Regions from separate parts of the Mus musculus genome. Here region 1 is linked to region 2. A link is a contact called in ENCODE Hi-C or POLR2A ChIA-PET data. All regions are on one chromosome and are shown on one strand. The core of a region is the stretch at or near the end of the contact, and the rest is flanking DNA. Distances in the headings are between cores, read along the strand shown. Region 1 holds the start of Sos1 (SOS Ras/Rac guanine nucleotide exchange factor 1). Region 2 holds the start of Srsf7 (serine and arginine-rich splicing factor 7).

Evidence for each region. A loop is a pair of places that touch in the nucleus more often than their neighbours do. ChIA-PET counts read pairs that join two places held with the same protein, here RNA polymerase II (POLR2A).
Region 1: a map of gastrocnemius shows a loop between it and region 2 (5-fold over the local background). The contact joins the promoter of Sos1 here to the promoter of Srsf7 in region 2. A Hi-C loop is called at or near these places in 3 of 37 maps with a recorded cell type or tissue (gastrocnemius, heart and left cerebral cortex). POLR2A ChIA-PET finds 5 or more read pairs at or near these places in 4 of 5 experiments (Patski and embryonic stem cell).

The regions. Positions count from the first base shown.
Region 1 is chr17:80,477,356-80,481,977 of GRCm38, forward strand. Sos1 (SOS Ras/Rac guanine nucleotide exchange factor 1) reads right to left here and starts at 3,098. Exons shown (of 22, transcript NM_009231.2): 1 at 2,482-3,098. The coding sequence starts at 2,568.
Region 2 is chr17:80,205,126-80,209,912 of GRCm38, forward strand. Srsf7 (serine and arginine-rich splicing factor 7) reads right to left here and starts at 2,180. Exons shown (of 8, transcript NM_146083.2): 1 at 2,050-2,180; 2 at 723-903; 3 at 137-313. The coding sequence starts at 2,077. It also overlaps a transcript of Gemin6 not described here.

The sequences.
Region 1 (4,622 bases), core at 1,848-4,347, 270 kb after region 2:
ATTCACTGTTGAGTTAGGATGGGCCACTAGGTTGAGAAAAATCTCTGGGGTTGAATAGTATTAGACCAGAGAAAATGCACAGGCTATCCAAAAAGCCTCAGGTATGAAAACACACAGTCGGGCACTACGCAAGTAGTTTAAAGTCTGAAGAGCTCAAGATAAGGAGACACCCACACAGAATGTCCAAGGACACAAAATGTCCAAGGACACATCTACACACATACCATAATTCAAGTTTTCAGCTACAAGAGCATATTCAGGCCGGGTGTGGTGGCGCACGCCTTTAATCCCAGCACTCGGGAGGCAGAGGCAGGTGGATTTCTGAGTTGGAGGCCAGCCTGGTGTACAAAGTGAGTTCCAGGACAGCCAGAGCTATACAGAGAAACCCTGTCTCGGGAAAAAAAAAAAAAAACAAAAGAGCATATTCAGAATATGAGAAATATATCCAACCTTGTCTTGGGTGTCTTAAGAGCATTGCAGGTGGAAATGTAAATGAGGGAAAGAACCTCACACATTAGGGAGACTCTGTAAACTCCCTCTTCATATCACTTCTACAGGGAGGTCTCTGCTTCAAATGGAAAACCAACCAACCATGAAGCGATAGAACACAAGCAACACTGATGAACTGGAGACAAAACCCTTTCCAAAGAAAGCAGTCACTCAAAACTCTAGCAGTTGATGGTGAAAATGTATGGCCAGTCCATCTATAATTCAAAACAAACAAACCTCAGAGTTTATGTGATAGTTCTCATTTTAAGAAACTGGTGACTGCCGGGAGGTTGGTGGCGCACGCCTTTAATCCCAGCACTTGGGAGGCAGAGGCAGGCGTATTTCAGAGTTCGAGGCCAGCCTGGCCTACAGAGTGAGTTCCAGGACAGCCAGGGCTATGCAGAGAAACCCTGTCTCGAAAAAAAGAAACTGGTGACTAATTACATACATTGAAAAACAAAACAAAATCCACAATGCCAGCCACACAAAATAGATTTCAGCAAGGACCACCCAAGTGGCAAGTTAGAGTAGTCTGCCAACTTCTACAATGCTCTGTCTACCATTCTAAAGGAGCCTCGAGTGTTATTTTGGAGGTTTCCTTAGAATAGGAGCTATTGCTTTTAAGCCATATACCTCAAACTGGTTCTATGAGAGCTTTTGTACATATAAATCAATTTTTTGTCTTCATCCTGTCCTGTCAAAATACCAAACTTCTAGCATCATGAGGCATTCTTCTCCAATTCTCCAAGCTAAGCAGGCAATTGTGCAGGTAAAGCCAATGTAGAAATGGACTGAAGTCTCATGGAGTCATTAAGGATGCACAACAAGGTGGTCTCTTTGATTTTCTTAGAAAACATACAGAGGTTTGTAAGTAGGGAGACACTTGAGGATAAAGCGCAGGAACCTAAGTCTGAAAGATAAAAGCAAAGTCTTCCAACAAAGCCAACAGTTTCCACATAACATACCAAGAGGGGAAGGGGAGAACAGGGCAGACGAGAAACTGAAAGGTACTGGCCTCTGGGAGTATGAAATACCTTTCAAGACTTTCTGGTAAAATAGAAAGGCTCTGCATAATGGCACAGTAAACGCCAGGTACTCAGTAGTAACAAAACTGCATTTTAGCAAAGATAGCACGAAAATCATCTGAGCAACAAGAAATGGGAGATTAAATTGTAAAACAATTTCTACAGGTAAGGCAAATGAAAACAAAAACCAATCTGGTTGTTTTAAAATCCATTCAAGCACACCTGTTTCAGATGTCTTAGTACAGTATTTACTATGTCACTAAGTGTTGCTGTAGAAGCTGTTAAAATGTAGCAACATTCACGAATAACTTTAACCACTGGCAAACAAAAATCCAAAATGCCTAACCAAAGGACAGACAGTTGCTTTAGAAGCTTTTAAAATGTAGCAACATTTCCAAATAAAAAGATGCAAAACACCAAACCAAATGACGTTCAAAGATTCTCAGACACTTCAAAAGAACCAATCTGAATACAGTGGCATGTGCATCACCGCTGTAATGGGGGAGGGGGTCAAGAAAACGGGGAGTTATGACTGAGGACGAGCACAGCCGAGCAGGCCATGTTCTTGCTGGCAGGCAACCTCGCAATTACTTAGGCAAGCACTGTGGCCAAGGCACTTTCGAGCCAGTGAGAGTACCGGACTCCTAAAACGAGAGGTTGACCGCAGTTCGGAAGATCGAGAAGGTAGGCAATGGCCTTCGTTGACCTCCACGGAAAACCGAGGCTCCTCCAACCCCCGCCTCCGCGCTTGGATGATCCAGACCAACCCTCCCCGACTGTGTGCGGCCTTCCCACGCACCCCGGGCGAGTGTCAACAGCTGGAGCAGCGGACGCGGGGAACCTCGCAGCCCGAGCAGACCTCCCCGAGATCCGAGACCGGGAAGAAAGACGACAGTGGCGCCCCGCCTCCCCACCCTCGCCCAGCCCCGCGCGGACTGCGGCCGGGAAGCGGGTTCCGCGCCCCTACCTTTTTCAGCGCAGGCACCAGCAGCCCCCGCCACTTGGGCGCGTTCTCCTCGCTGAAAAACTCGTAAGGCAGCTGCTGCGCCTGCATGGTGCCCGCGGGGCGCCTCGGGGCGGGCGGAGGGGCGGCGGCTCGCGGCGCGGAGAAGGGCCACAGCCCGTGCACGGCCCGGCCCCCTCGGGGCGCCGCGCGGCCCGGCTAGCGCTGGCGAGGAGTCTGGGGGGCGAGGCCCGCGGCCGGACACCCACCCGACACGCGCGCCGCTCGCCGAGAGCCAACGCAACCCGGCGGCGGCGGCGGCGGCATCCCGCACCACCGCCCCGGGGCAGGCCCCCCGCTCCGCCCCGGGCCGCCCTCCGCCGGGGCTGCGCTCCCCGGCACGGCCTGGCCCGCCGAGAGACGGCGCGTGGATGGACGCTCCGGCCGGTGGCGCCCGCTCGCCAGCGGGGAACTCAAGCGAGAGGCCCAGAACGGGACGAAGCGGGAGCAGGGGTCGGTGGGGAACGGGGAGGGCCCGAGGTCGCTGCCGGGGAATCCGGCCGCTTGGCCGTCGCCGCCGCTGCTGCTACCGCTGCCGCTGCCGCCGCCGGTGTAGCGCCGGAGCTTCCTACTAGCAAACTGAACCTGCTCGCAACTGAGCATGCGCCGCTGGCCCGGGCCGGTTCGCTCCGGGTTTTCCGGCTGCCCGCGGATGAGGAGGGGTGCGCGCCAGAGGCTGGGGAGGGCACTCGCAGAGGCGGGGCTGAAGGACCCTGAAGGCGAACCCGCGACCCGAGAACCTGGGTGTGGGGGCCTGCGAGCAGGCGAAGCGCCCCTTTTGTGTGGTCCCACAGCCCGGGAGCCCATCCAGCTCTAGGAGATCCTAGGCCCTGTGTTTCAGAAAAGGGGTGTGTGTACTTTGTTCCCAGCACGAAGATAAGGAGTGCCCCGAGCATGCACTGTATACTAAACAGATTGCACAAAAGATAGATCCCTCTCACAAAAACAAAACAAAACAAAACAAAAAAAAAAAAAAAACAAAAGGCCCGACTGCTCAGTGTTTGTCTAGTGGGAGGAGAGATTGCCTGTTTCCATCTGCCTTTCCATGCCATGAGGACGTAACGCATACGTGTAGTATTTATTGATCATGTGTCTATTCAAACCCACAAGCTTTTATTTATGGATTTAGTCCATCCTGCTTGGGATCTTTCATAGCTTCAACTGGATAATTAGCTTCTGGAAGGGAGGGATTTCCCCCCAGCCCTCACCTCGCCTTGGTACAGGACCCAGGATAGAGATATGAAAATCACAGAATGCTATAAAAGCAGTATCTATGAATTGTCCGTCCATCCTAAGGATGGACTTGCTTCCTGTAGTGGCACTGTGCAACGCTGTGGCACATGTGCTCTATCATTGAACGCTTTCTTAGTAAAACGTCTTAGTTTTCAGTTTTCATTTCATAGATGAGAAGACAGTTGGAAGAACCATGCTGTTTTGTAGTACAATAAACAAGATCTCACAGATGAAAAATGTTTGAAACCACCATCTTTTAGACTACCTCTTAGGATCTGAATGAAATCTACAAGCCTTTCCTTTTATAATACATGTACAGATTTGCATCTTAAAAAAAAAGAAGTCCCCCTCATTTTGAACGTGTTCAGTAATAGTTTGAAGTCCATCCATTAACCATCAGAGTAGTAAGACAACAGCAGACCTGCTGGTGGGAGGGCTCAGCCAGGAAAGAGCAGGTGCAGCCAAGACTGGGAACCCAAGTTCTGTCTTAGATACCCAAACGCTGGGAGCAGAAAAACTGACTCCCAGAAGTTCGTCTGATCTCTACACATGGCCAATGGCAGGTGCACCACACACAAGATAAATATAATTTTTTAAAGAGAAAGGCAGAGGAATTATAGCTTAGGAAGGACTTAGAAAAGGAATTTCAGAGAACAACTGATATATCAGTTATTTTCAACAACTGGTTTGTGTGGTCTTAAGTGACTGAACCAAATCAACTATTATAGAAAACTATTCCTTGGCTTCTCGTTATTAAAACACATTTCAAGCTGCGAGAAGTGATGCAGCCGCTAATCCCAGCCCTCAGGAGAGAGGTAGATGCAGAGGAGCAAGGCCAATCTCAGCTGTGTGGTAGGTTCCAATCCAGCCAG
Region 2 (4,787 bases), core at 930-3,429:
TAATTAAACAAAAATTGTAAAATACACCTGTACAATTAACATTCAAGTTTATAGAAAAACACTAGTTTCTGCCTTGCTAATAAAAGAATTACTTTGATTAACTAGAATACCAACCATTCCTTCATTAATTAAATACCTGCTTCTTCTTCGTCGGCTATAGCGATGACAGTCATAAGCATAATGTCCCTTTTCACCACACTCATAGCATCTATCATTAGGATCAAAGGGACGACGGGCAGGTGGCCTATCAAAACGAGATCTCCGAGGCATGCCTGTTGATAGTTCAACCCTCACTCGAGAACCACAAATCACTCTACAAAACATAAGAAAATGCTAATGTTAGAATACACATGTGACTTCTAGATTTAAAAATATCAACTGCTATGTATATAAAGAAAATATCTAATAAAAATTAATTTATTAAAAAAATGTCAACTGCTCATTCTCTCTACACGGTTAGTCTTTTGTTTACAAAACCCCGCCAATTCCACCTTTAGTCCTAAATCTTAAGTTATCCAGTGCCTGAAGGGTAAGGCATGTGAGAGGCTGACAGAATGAGGGCTCCAACCACCACCGGAGCTATATGGTGAGTTCCAGGTCAACATAGGCCAGAGACACTATCAAAAATAAGGTCCACCCCCAGAGAGTCTATGATTAGCACCGAGATTACTTATCCAGCCCGAGGGAATATTTTAAAGAAATTTGAAAAACAACCCACTTACTTCCCATCCAATCCTCGAACTGCATCCTCTGCATCTCTAGGGTCTTCAAATTCCACAAAGGCGAATCCTGGAGGATTTCTGGCAATCCACACAGTTCTTAAGGGCCCATAGTAACTGAATGCCCTTTCTAACTCTCCTTTACCAGCACCAGTTCCCAGGTTACCAACATATACCTTGGTTTCTGTTTAAAAAATGTAAACAGAACAAATGTTATTCAACGTGTGATAGGGAATTCATTTCTTTAAAACAGACCATCCTTAAAGAGCTGTGCAACGTACACGTTTTGTTTTGGAGACTCTGAGCCAGCTAAGTGATCTACTCGGAGCCACCCTACAACTATGTTAGCTATACATCGCTCAAACGACTCTCAGGCCTCAACCTCCCTGAGGCAGCTAGTGCACCACCAGGTCTGGCTCCCTTTATTTAGAGGTCTTCACCAAGTACTAAATCTTACAGCGTGAAAGACTGGAAAGCCAGACCTGCGACCAAGTTCTGGCGCTCTTATAGGAAGGAAACCCTGGGAGACTGCAGCGGGAGCATGGTAGACTTGAGGCGTGCGGGGTGGAGGTGGGGCCCGGCTCGGGCCCGCCCCGCCCCCCGAGTCCCCGCAGCCTCGGGCACAACAGCGCGCGGGCTCCGGCGGCCCGGCCTGCGGAGAGGTCTACAGCGAGGATCAGGGCCGAGCCAGTTCCCGGCTTCCACAGCAGGCGCAGGCTCACCCGAGTCCCCGCCCCAGAGCCAGAAGCCACGCTCGAAACGGCGAAGGAAAAAAAAAGAGAGAGAAAAAAAGCCGTCGCCGCTTGCAGCGGTCTTCCCCTCGCGCTACTCCTCATGCCGACCAATTGTTGGACGACGCGCAGCTCGCAGCTGCCGGTTTCGTTCCGTCTCCAGCCCAACCCGAATCTTAACGCCCATCATCACTCCCCGGCTCCAGTGGCGGGAAAGCGCTGAGGAAATGCGCCACCACGGTCATCAATGTGCTCAAAATGGCAGCCGCCGCCGCCGCCGAGGGCGGGGGGTGGGGTGGTGGAGGCGGGCGGCAGCGCGGAGAAATGGCCAACGCCACCACGGCGACCCCGCCAGGCTTCGGCCTGTCCAGGAGAGACCAAAAGGCGCCAAGCGCCCGGGCCCTAAGCGGCACACATGCCCTCCAGTCCCGCTCGCCCTCCTCCTCCCCGCCCCCGCGGCCTCGGGCTTCGTACAGCGTGCGCAGGAGCCGCCATTACGCACGCGGAATAACCGTCTCTAACCGCCGCGCCGCCCCTGCGGCCCCGCTCTGCTCGGTCGGCGGGCAGCACCGTCCTCCCCTGGGGCCCTGGCCGCTTACCTCCTCCATACCGCCCGTAGCGTGACATGATGGCCGGCCCGTGTACTCGGCTCTAGCTTGGAATGCTCACAGCGCGAGTAGCACGGAAGCGGCTGCGCAACCTCCTCTGCCTGCAATCCCGGCGGCACTACAAGGAAGAGGCCGGAGTCGCGCTTATATAGGCGGCGGGCGGGGATTCTTTTTTTCTGCGCATGCGTTGTGTCAACGTTCTGCGCGGCACAAAGAAGCTGGGCGGAAACAGCCTAGAGGCGGGGCGGAGGGAACTTAGAGCGAGACTCTGCGAGCGGAGCGGAGGGATACGTTTCCATGGGAACGCCGGGATCTTGCCCATAAACCTGTGGCCTTCCGGCGGTCTCCTGCTCCCTCCCCTCCCCTTCCCCTTTCCTGAACCCTGTGGGTCCTCCTAACCTCTCCCAACCCTTTTACCTCTTCATTTTAATCTAGGAACTGACAGCGACCGTAACCTAAGTACAGGTACACTAGACCGTTCTGTGAAAGTCCGTAAAATTTAACCGCTGCTGTCCCGGTCGCCACCTTTGGGGTACCTGGCCTAGTCTGTGTTCAGTGATCTTTAAGGCTCAACAGAGGTAATTAAACTAAGACCAGTGTGAAAATAACCCTTACTCCACAGTTATGTCTAATGGTTATTGCATCACGGGCCTCAAAAGGGATGACTTCCCCCGGGGAGTCTGCATAATACCTCTCCTTTTTGCACTGAGTCACTAATTTGTTAGTTTGATCTGAGTACTTGGGGGTTTGCTGAAACAAAGGGATAGGGTTGTGGAGAAGGGGTTCTGGCAATGTTAAAGTTGTGGCAAAACTGTAAAAGTTTGCAAGCATACTGAGCCGAGACAATTCTTGCATCTGAAGCACAAATTTATTTTTCCCTTCTAGTGCTTTGGATTTTTTAAAAGTTGTGTGTGAATTTTTACTTAAAACCTTACAGCTCAGCCACTCAATACGTATCAGTCTCCCTGAGTTGCTTAAAATCTGCCTTTGAATTCTGCATTTGCCAAAATTCAACTCTAAAAAGAGAGCTAAGTTCTTTTTTTTTTAAGATTTATTTATTTATTATATGTGAGTACACTGTAGCTGACTTCAGACACTCCAGAAGAGGGAGTCAGATCTCATTACCGGTGGTTGTGAGCCACCATATGGTTGCAGGGATTTGAACTCATCATTTGAACTCAGGGATGACCTTAGGAAGAGCAGTCAGTGTTCTTACCCACTGAGCCATCTCACCAGCCCAAGTTCTTTTTATCAACCAGCAAAAAACAAACAAACCAAAAAAAACAAAAAACAAAAAACAAAAAACATTACATCGTAACTACTTGGAATACTCAAGGGTTGGAAATTTTACACATAAAAGAGGAAGTTCCTAGGTACGTGTATTTCATCTCCGTTTTCATTTGCTGTGTGTGGATTCAGGTGTGGAGTGCTTTCTCTAAAGGAGTCCTTCTTGGTCAATAAAGCATGAGACTCTTTTAAAAAAAAAAAAAAGATTCATTTGTTATTTATACGAGTACACCGTGGCTGTCTTCAGACACACCAGAAGAGGGCATCAGATACCTTATAGATGGTTGTGAGTCACCATGTGGTTGCTGGGAATTGAACTCAGGACCTCTGGAAGAGCAGTCAGTGCTCTTAACTGCTGAGCCATATCTCTAGCCCCTCCCCCCCTTTTTAAAAGCAAAGACTCTTAAGTACTACTAATTTATATGTATGTTGATTTTCAAATATTTAAAATTATAGTGTCTCAACAAAAATCTCTGGCAAGAAAATAGAAACTCTACACAGTGAAGTATATTGTTCTGCCTCAGTCTTACTACACAGTATATTGTTCTGCCTCAATCTTCCTGTGTTTGCTTGCCACAGGAACTTCTGCAGTCCAGGCCTCCCACAGATTCACTATGTATACAACCCAGAGCTTTTTTTCATGCTAGAGAAATATTCTTCTAATCTGCTTCTCTCTGAAAGGCATTGAGCAATAATTATAAACATTTGTATTCTCTCTGAAGGAATAGCAATTCTATAAAGTCTAATTCCACTTTTTTGTTTGTTTGGGATTTTGTTTGTTTGTTTTTCAAGATTGGAGTCTTTCTGAGTAGCCCTAGCTATCTTGGAATTCTCTCGGTACACCAGGCTAGCCTGGAACTCAGAGAGACCCACCTGCCTCTGTCTCTTGAGTGCTGGGATTAAATGTGTATGCCACCATGCCCAGCCTCTAGATTTGAGTTTAAATGAATCTACTTGGGTCAACACATATTCTAACATTTGCTAATATAAGCTATTGAGTGATTATTATTATGCCACAGTTGTTAAATCTTGGCTATTGGGGGCTGGTGAGATGGCTCAGTGGGTAAGAGCACCCGACTGCTCTTCCGAAGGTCAGGAGTTCAAATCCCAGCAACCACATGGTGGCTCACAACCATCCGATCCTGAGATATGACTCCCTCTTCTGGAGTGTCTGAAGACAGCTACAGTGTACTTACATATAATAAATAAATAAATAAATAAATAAATAAATCTAAAAAAAAATCTTGGCTATTACCACATTAAAGTTGGGGGTTATGGCTAAGACAGGAAAATAATTAGAGGCCAGCCTGGGTTACATAGTATTATAGTATTATAATCCTATGATCTGCATAGGAAAAACCCTATCTTTGAATTTAGAACAACAAAAAAAGGAAGGCAGAGTATTCATAATCTTTTTACATCAATTTTTTTGTTTTGTTTGG